Linked DNA regions of Homo sapiens: region 1 is linked to region 2. The links are chromatin contacts, found by Hi-C or POLR2A ChIA-PET in ENCODE. All regions are on one chromosome and are shown on one strand. Each heading gives the region's core, a stretch centred on a gene start or an enhancer-like site at or near the end of the contact. The rest is flanking DNA. Distances are from core to core; before and after follow the strand shown. Region 1 overlaps TC2N (tandem C2 domains, nuclear). Region 2 overlaps CCDC88C (coiled-coil domain containing 88C).

The links. Hi-C counts contacts between places; a loop is a spot of excess contacts on that map. ChIA-PET counts read pairs that join two places held with the same protein, here RNA polymerase II (POLR2A). Pooled maps may share reads with other maps.
Region 1: a loop to region 2 is called in a pooled map, with 3 times the contacts of the local background. The contact joins two enhancer-like sites. A Hi-C loop is called at or near these places in 2 of 50 pooled maps. POLR2A ChIA-PET finds 5 or more read pairs at or near these places in 3 of 52 experiments (CD4-positive, alpha-beta T cell, Caco-2 and GM10248).

What each region holds. Positions count from the first base shown.
Region 1 is chr14:91,857,338-91,860,037 of GRCh38, forward strand. The region is part of intron 1 of TC2N (tandem C2 domains, nuclear); the gene reads right to left. Among named protein-coding and RNA genes, the nearest start is that of TC2N, 8.8 kb to the right of the region's middle. Within about 2 kb of position 1,451, at least 2 of the 41 ENCODE cell types and tissues checked have a DNase peak (open chromatin) inside an H3K27ac peak, as active enhancers do.
Region 2 is chr14:91,365,498-91,372,160 of GRCh38, forward strand. The region is part of intron 3 of CCDC88C (coiled-coil domain containing 88C); the gene reads right to left. It overlaps LOC107984673 (a long non-coding RNA gene), which reads left to right and starts at 4,042. Exons shown (of 2, transcript XR_001750858.2): 1 at 4,042-5,215. RefSeq lists enhancers at 152-241, 1,979-2,058, 6,256-6,663. Within about 2 kb of position 1,439, at least 5 of the 41 ENCODE cell types and tissues checked have a DNase peak (open chromatin) inside an H3K27ac peak, as active enhancers do.

The sequences.
Region 1 (2,700 bases), core at 201-2,700, 490 kb after region 2:
GAAATGCAACGAGAGGAAAGCACTGAGGGAATGCCGAAGTGGGGCCACTTTAGTCTCCCAAGTCCCAGGAACCGTTTATAAACCGAGTCGTGGCTTGGGTGAATGGCTTGGGTATTTGGAACATTTGACGTGAAGAAAGATGTAGGGGCACCTGCTGCTTTCTCAGACAATAGGGAAGAAAAACACCAAGCACCTCCACACACATCATCTTATTTCTCAAAACAACTGGAGCCGGTATTATTATCCCCATTTAACAGATGAGAAAAGTGAGGCTCAAAGAACCTCAGTAAATTAGTCCAGGTCACAAACTAGTAAGTGGCAGGGTTGAGACCCAAATTCAGGTCTATTCAACTCCAATCCCAGCATTCCTTCCACTATTGGCAACAGATTCGCACTATGATGTACAGTCGCCTGAACCACAACAAAATTCCTCTAAAGAACCAGAGTGGTACCCAGCCCACTTTTCCAAGTTTGGCATAAAGAACAGAGCCATGCATTGAATTGGGAGTAACAGCTGTTTGGCCAGGGACCACAGCAAAAAAGTGTTCATGCAGGGATATTTAACCAGCTCAGTGCCCAGAACAGAGTAGAAGCTTGAAGAATATTTGGGTTTTTGTTGTTGTTGTTCTTTGTTTGTTTGTTTTTTGAGATAGGGTATTACTCTGTTGCCCAGGCTGGAATGCATTGGTGCCATCATGGCTCATTGCAGCCTCAACTTCCTGGGCTTAAGTGATCCTCTCACTTCAACCTCTTGAGTAGCTGGGACCACAGGCATGCACCACTATGCTTGGCTGATTCTTTCTTTCTTCTTCTTCTTTTTTTTTTTTTTTTTTTTGGTAAAGATGGGGTTTCACTATATTTCCTAGGCTGGTCTCAAACCCCTGGCCTCAAGCAATTACCTGCCTCAGCCTCCCAAAGTGCTGAGATTACAGGCGTGAGCCATCACTCCCAGCCAAGAATATTTGTTGAGAAGTTGAGTAAATACAGGATTCAGGGTTGACATCGACATCTTCAGCAGGTTACAAAAGAAGGATCTGAGGCTCAGAGAGGCCAGATGACTTGCCCTAGGTCACACAGCAGAGAGAATTGGACAAAGAACCAAAGATGTCTAGACTTTCAGACAAGGATCTTCCTGTCACATCACCGTAACTCCTCTGGCCAGGAAAATTTTTCCTGTACCTTTAATTAAATGCAGTATACTTTGGGGTAAATGAATGCTAACCTCCAACTGAGAACATTTATTTTCCTAATGAGTTCATTAGCAAATGACTCTGCTGCTTCAGGATGCAGAGATAGCTTGGTTAATGCACGTTTCAGTTTTCATATTATGCTATGAGTCATTTTTGTTTATCTTAGAATTTCTTTCCTCATCTGTTGTGTGTGGTGGCCCTAGTCACCAGGGATAGGAGCTTTGTCACTCACTCAGGAAGTGATGGACTGACCCCCTGCGAGTGGATGAAGAAACTGCTCTCATAAGCGTGGTTATGCAGATCAAAGAGTGGGTCCTCTACACATGTTCCCAATTAACTGTGGCCATCCCATTCCATATCCCTTCTACTCGCCAGCATAGTTTCTGATCCTTTAATAGCCCAAACAACAAGAGGGAAGCCCAGCCCAGCCAAAACAAAAGCAGAAAACAGCCAAACGAAGATGAAAACATCCTAGTGATTAGTGAGAGAGCTCCAGATATCCCAGTATCTGGAGCCACCTCGGGATACTGGGATATTTGGAGCTTCTCACCGCAAGGGGTCACCTTATCTGCACCTGGTGTCACTTCCCACAAGGACCCCAGAGCTCGGTCTCTAGCACCAGACTCTGTGCTTTCATACACACTGCTGGCCATCTTCACAATACCTTCACCCAAATGTGGCCATCTTCAATTCAGCATGTTTTATTTGTCCAGCTGTGTAATTAATATCTATGCATTTAACTGTATGTAAATCTTACCTTAACAAAACATAAAAATTAAAAAAAAAGAAGTAAGTTTAAAATGACATTCACCTTTCCCCTCTACCAAAACTCCTCCTCCTGAGGTCTTTAGCTCACCTCAGGGTGTGCCTTGGCTCCCTAAGCCTCCGTACCCGATCAATCACCAAGACCTATTGATTCCACCCATTCCACTTCTCCTGAAGCTTTCCCCTTCTCTGCATTTTCCCATCATCACATTCTACTCAACCTATTGACACTGACCACCTACTATGGGCCAGGCACTGTGCTAGGCTGTAAGTCTACATTATGAACAACACACAAATAGTATCATGCAGGAGTTTGCATTTAGAACCCCAGGTGGAAACTACACCACAGGGGCACTGGTAATACAGCAGAAGTGACTCCCTCTACACAGGGGTGGGGGCTTGGTGGGCTGCACAGACCACAGAGGTCAGGGATGGCTCTGGAAAGTTCCTAGAGAGGCTGATCTCTGTGGAAAGATGAATAGGCATTTGCCAAATGGGCAAAGAGAAGAACTGCATTCCAGCCAATGAGAAGAGCTCAGACAGGAGCAGCTGGAGGGAGTACATAAGCCATTCTGGTTTGTTGGGGATGTGTTTGTTTCTCCAAGAATTTGGTCTAAAGGAGGGGAAAGTGGTAGGAGCTGGAACTGGAGCAGCAGGCAGGAACCAGATCACGGAAGGTTTTGTCAATCCTATTCAGGAGTTTGAATCTTAACCTGTGGGCAGAGGGAATGTCAGTAGGGTTCTA
Region 2 (6,663 bases), core at 189-2,688:
CTTTTCAGCCAGTCTCTATCTGGGACTTAGAAATGGTGCATCCACTCAACCACGTTCGCCACGGGCTCAATGTCTTGGAGACCCTGAACTGAGCCTGTGCTTTCTTTTGGGACCTCCACCCTTGGTTTGGCAACAAGGTACTCAGCTCAAGTACCTTAAATGACATCCTTAGCCCCGCTCTGAGAACAAGTATGTAGACCCCAACTCTGAGTCAACCATCTACTATGCAATCTGTCAACCACAGACTATTAAAGGCCCAAATCCTCCCCAAAACTACAAAAGGAAGCATGAAAGAGGTGTGAGATTAGAGAACAGCACTCTAACAGTCTTGCTGCAAATTAACGCTGGGGAACGGTTCAGGACGCTATGGCCACTCATCCCATTTAGGAAGGCAGCAAAGAGTGCTCAAAGGTGTAAAAAGATACATAATTGTATGTACAGTAGGAAATGGATGTTGAAAAAAGAAAACAAAACCTCAAAGGAAATATATTACACTAAAATGACAGAATTTTCTTTATTAGAGTGATTAGGGCAAGAGCAAGTTTCCCCAGCATTTTCTAAATATTCTGTAAAGGTTCTCACAGAGACCATATAGTCAGAGGCATCTATTTAACTAGGTATTTCAGCTGTGAACATGACAGACCTACTTAAAAAATACACACACACACACACACACACACACACACACACACACACACACACACAGGGCTGGGCATGGTGGTTCACGCCTGTAATCCCAGCACTTTGGGAGGCCAAGGCGAGCGGGTCACCTGAGGTCAGGAGTTCAAGACCAGCCTGGCCAACATGGCAAAGCCCCATCTCTACTAAAAATACAAAAACTAGCCAGGCACAGTGGCATGTGCCTGTAATCCCAGCTACTTGGGAGGCTGAGGCAGGAGAATTGCTTGAACCCGGGACGCAGAGATTGCAGTGAGCCGAGATTGCGCCACTGCCCTCCAGCCTCGGCAACAGAGCAAGACGGTCTAAAAAAATATAAAAATAAAAAAAAACAAGAAACAAACAAACAAAAAACCATGTATCTGTATCTATATCCATATATCTATAGCCACTCTTTCCTCTGAGACAATTCACCAACTATCCAAGATGAGGAATGAAGTAGATTGCCATTTTAAATAATAGCCACAAAAAGCAAGCTGCACCTTCAAGCATCTTCTCATCAGGAGAAGCCAAGCCTCTTGATTGGGAAGAACAGATGGGAGCCAGGAGCACCCAAGGGGTCTGTAACCAGTGAAGGGGGACGGGGTCCTGGGCGAAAGGCTGACTCTCAGGGTATAAGCCCTGTGAAGACAGAGCCTCAGAGGTCCCAGAAAAGGCCCACTCAACACCTGAGGCAAAGTAAGGGCCTCCTGAAAAGACTTAACAACCTGCCAGGGCCATCTCAACCACTGTGCCTGCTCCAACAAAAAGGTCATTTTCTCCGCAGGTGGGAGAAACATTACAGTCCTGGGAAAGATGCAGGTGGAAACACCGTTCTGTGCATGTGGCAGAGGTTAGCTTCAGTATCCACTGAAAACACTAGGACAGTTGGACCAAGAACAATGATTTCACGAAGAAATGGGAAGAATTATTTTTCTCCTTCTAAGTGAAACTGAATCTCGCAGCTTGATATTTTACCAGGAAGGAAGAATAAACGCTGCCGAAAGCCAAGCGTTTAGGCCCACAGGATGCCCCTCATGTGGCTATGAATGGGAGCTGCTAATGCAGAATAAATGAGAGGGAAATCCCAGAAAAGTTAAGATGAACGCCCAGCACAGGCATTCAGGATGAAGGTGACGCTCACGGTTGCCAAGGAGACCAAGATGGTCCAAACAGCAAAGAGAGCCTTCCACACAGCCAAAGCAAAACCACAAAGAATGCCGCTGTTGACCCACACACGCTAACAGTCAAGACTGAAATAGCAGAAGCATGAGTGACGTCGGCTTCGCAGGTGCACCCAGCACACCTCTAGACACCGTCTTCCCTGGTGCCCAAAGCCGGGGCATTTTCTACACCTTTAGGTCTGCTCTGGGGTTCAGATATTCAGAAGACACGTACTGTGTACACCTTGCAGCGAGCAGAGAACTCTCGGCCTGTCTGGGAGGGAGGTAGACAGTGGCAGCACAGCACAGGGAGTACTGCCAAACTGCCCAGACAAGTCTGGGAAGGCTTCCCAGAGGAGACAGCTTCTGAGCTGGGCTGTAGAGAATGCTTAGGAGTCTGACACGTGAGGGACAGAGCCAGGAAATGTATTAACTGCTAAGTGTGGGCAGCAAGTCAACCCTTCGGTTACCCTGAGCATCAAACTGAACTACCAACACTCTCTGCGCTTCCCACGAGGGTGCCCTTCCTCCCACAGCCCCATTACCACCAGATTACCACCTGCCAGACCCTACTCGCCCTCCAAAGCTCAGCTAAAACGCCCCCTCCTCTAGGCAGCCACCTGATGCCGGATGATTTTTTTCTCCCCTGAACTCCTAATGCTTCCTCAGCCCCCTTCTGCGGCACTTTCTACACTGTGCCATGTCAATCAACTCCCCACTCCGAAGTGGCAAAAAGCTGCTAATAGTGACAGTTGGGAAAATTAAATCAGAAAATATTCCTCAAAATATATATTGAGTACACAGTTTTTAAAAACCTCTTTTGTGGAGGAGGTGTCTTCTCTGTCTCTTCCATGTTGACAAGGGAACCAAGATCTGAAAACCTACTGTTCTGCTCTATCACTGCAATGAGGGTGGTTTCTCTGCTAATTCCTGTGCCTTGAAACCTGGAAAATCTGACACCATATTCCTTAAGATTCACAGCCTGTAGCTGTTAACAAAAGTTAAAAACATTTCAGAGGGAAAAAAAGCTTCGAATTTGTTTTAGAATTTTCCATTAGAACTTGTGTAAGTAGAAGATTGAATATAGATTTTTAAAAACATTCCAAAGTGAACTGGTAATGCTGGCTTGAATATACCATGCTTTCCAACTGTAAAATCCCAAATGCAATAGTTTTATGAGCAAACTAAGCAAAAGTAAATTAATTTTAAATTCCTAAACTACAGAAGTGACTTCAGACAGGAAAGGCCCCACACGTATTCCAGTGTTCCCAATGTCTAGTCCAGTGCTCTAGGAGGGGTGTCGAAACCCTGCATCGATTTAACACTTCCAGAAACGGCACGGTGCTGGCTGTGCTTCAGGCAGGTGGGATGCTTTTTGAGGGCCCCCAAGAGAACCCTGTAGTCAGGAGGGATATTCCACAGATCTCCTTTGCAGGTGTTGGAACGTCTACGCTCATGCCACTGATTAACTCTCCACAGGACACATCTCACAACCTCTTCCTGGATTTGGCCAGAAGCAGCCCCTGAATGCACCTCAACAACTTGATGGCCAAAACAAAAACCACCTGACGACCTGGCACTGGCAACCAGCCAACCTCAGGCCCCGTTACCAGAAACACCAGACAGTGAAGAGGTTCCATCTCCTTTCTCCTCCTTCCTCCCTGACATTCATGCGAGGTGGCCAGGACAAGAATTATGAGCATTTCCAGTGGGAGGGAACAGCCGCAGCACAATGTCGCTGATCGTTTGCCAGCAGGGCCTGGAGCAAGACCGGGGTTGGAACCTCAGGCCTGGAGAGCTTCCCTCATAGACACCATCTTCATCACCTCATGCCCAAAGCCAGAGCACTTTCTACAGCACAGGCCCGCCCCAAACCTTCAATAACGACTCACGACACAGCCTGTGGCCCAACCCCAGCCAATCACACCCGCCAGGCTGGAGTGCAATGGCGTGATCTCGGCTCACTGCAACCTCCACATCCTGGGTTCAAGCAATTCTCCCGCCTCAGCTTCCGAAGTAGCTGGGATTACAGGCGCCTGCCGTCATGTCCGGCTAATTTTCGTATTTTTGTAAAGATGGGGTTTCATCATGTTGGCCAGGCTGGTCTTGAACTCCTGACCTCAGGTGATCCACCCACCTCGGCCTCCCAAAGTGCTGGGATCACAGGTGTGACCCACCATGCCCGGCCAATTTTCTTATTTTTTATTCATTATTATTTTTCTTTTTTTTACCTCTGGAACATAGCACATTTTCTAACATAGCCACTGAGAGGAAAACCCAAGCAGTGGTTTGTCCTTGCTGCCTGCACAAAGCCCAGGCCCACATGCTTGTAACTCCATCTGCACAAGAGGCTCTCCTCTCCACCCAGTCCCTCTTCGGGGCGGGGAGTCCTGGCAAAACGAGTGGCAATGAAGTGCTTTTATGTTACGAGGCTGTCATGTAAAGCTGCTGATAGATTCAATCCATCTGTTCCACCTCATTTCGATTAATCCTGGGATCCCTAGGGCCTGAAACCAACTGCAATCTGCACAAGCCCAGGAGCGCCGGCTCCCCTAACAAGGCCACCCGTGTCTCCGTACCCAGGGACCAACTCGGCCCGGCCGAGGCTACCACGTCATCAGAAAACCCCCTCCCACGGAACACTTCCTAACTGCCTGTCCTTGTGGCTGCATTCACAGAAACAAACATAAGTCGGTTCTTTGTTCACAGAAAGGAAAACAAATATTTCCTTTGAGCTGACCCAGGAGGAGGAGAACCGCTGGGAAGGAGCACCTGGAAACTCAAACACCGCAGCATGAGGGCAGAGCCGCTAACTCCTGCCTCTGCCTGTAACCTACTGTGTGGCCTCAGGCAAGTCACAGTCCCTCTCTGAGCCACACCCTCATCTGTACCAGGATCAGGACTCCACAGTCTCTAAAGGACTTCAGTCTCCTTCAGAAGGGGGAAGGGAGGGGCTGGAAAAAGAGACGCTGCTGGCAAGAGAGGCACAGCACATCTTTATGGCGTTAACTCGGCTGCCAGCTCTCACCAGCAGGCAAGTGCCCACGCGTCCAGAAGAACTCAGGGAACCCGGCAGGGAGGGAACCAGAGGATGTTTCAAGTAACCCCAGGAGCTCCTGCCACCTTCCCTTTAGGGCTGGGTGATGCCCTGGATTGCTCTGTGGGCAGACCTGTCTTATCTGATGCCAGGAAGGGCCTGTTCTGAGCCCCTGAGCCAAAGAAGGGGGCGGGGGGCAGCCCCAGAAACACGGGCAGGACACGGCATTCGACTCCTTGGAAGAGAACCTCTGCCCATAAACAGTAGTTCAGGAACCATTTTACAAGAGGAATGCAAGCCGGGTCTCTGCATCGGGCTTTAGGAACGACCTGCTGCAGTGATGCCTCGGCAACCACAGGTGCGGATGGTGGGGGAGGGGAAGGCGGGTCAGTAGGTGGACACATCCGTGCATACAGACCCCAACAGCAGAGGGATGCTGAGAATCTGCATTTTAAAACCAAAAGAGCCATCAAGATTATCCATAGAGTCAGGAAACTGAGGTCCGGAGCAAAAAATGACAGAGGCGTAGCCCCACATTCAGGTCTGGAAACCCAGGTCTCCTTGCACTCCGCCCTAGGGCTCCTTATGCCATACCAAGAAGCTTGTATCCACTCAGCGGTGTCTGCTGAGTGCATGCCATGCCCTGAGGTGTGTGTTTGGGGTGAGGCAGAAGGACTTCAAGGATTAGGCTAAGGATGGAGAGAGCAGGACCCTTTCCCCACAGGACAGCACCTGCAGCAGTTCTGGGCTGCCCTTTCCTCTGTCCCTAAGTCCACCCCTCCTGGCTAAAACGACAGCATCGGTGCTCCAGTGCTTGGAGTTGATATAAGGGCCCTGATTTTATGGCCGTGAGGGATCGTATGACTGTGACTTCATGGTGGTAGAGTACTTTTTTTTTTTAAGCTTCTTGGCAAAGTCAGTATTTTTGCTGATGGATGGAAAAGTCAGTAGTTCTGCTGATGGATAAGCAAGAAAGGGGCAGAGAAAGTGTGGCCAGAGGAAACTACGGTATGCATGCAGGGTGGGCTGGGACAGGCATGACCCCCCCAGCCAGAATGAGTGTAGTGGTCCCATGGGAGGAGCCATGTGCTGTCCAGGCCCAGCCAACCTCACCCGCCGGTGGCAGGAGTACAGAGGCCGGCGGTGGCAGGAGTACAGCACAGACCAAGACCACAGTCTTGGTCCCGAGGAGCCTGTGGAGTCACAGACTGGGACCAAGACTGCCTCCCACACCCTCCAGTCAGGGGTGGCTCTAGCTGATTTCCTGGGCAGGCACCTATCTGTCCTGGGCACACCCTCCCTAGCTCAGCAGAAGCAAGGCCTTCCTCGTCCCAGCAAGTAGCTGGGCTGGGGGAACGTGGCGCCTGCCCACACAGTGTCCCATGTCCCACTCCACCGCTCACCCACCCAGGCCCACAGGCACCTATGCCAGGGCAGGGCTGGGGCCACGCCACACCCTGGCAGCCCTCACCCGGTGGCCTGACAATGCCGCTTCACTCCCAGGCACAAGTCGGAGCAGGATGGTGGAGGGCACCTAGGAGCCTCCAGCGGTAGATGGCAGCCCAGACCACCCCAGCCTGCTGGGACCTGTGAGGGTGGGAAAGGCAGGCAGTGGGGGCAGCCAGCCCCCAACCTCACGCCCCAACCTGAGCCCAGGCCTCAGGGTACGAGCACCACAGCACAAGGGGTACCAGCACTCCCGAGTGACCAGGCCTCCTTGTCCAGTGTCCCAGGGCAGGCATCTGGAGGGCAGGGAGAGCTCCTTGAGGAAGGGCAGCCATTCCCTCTCTCATTTATGCCACACTT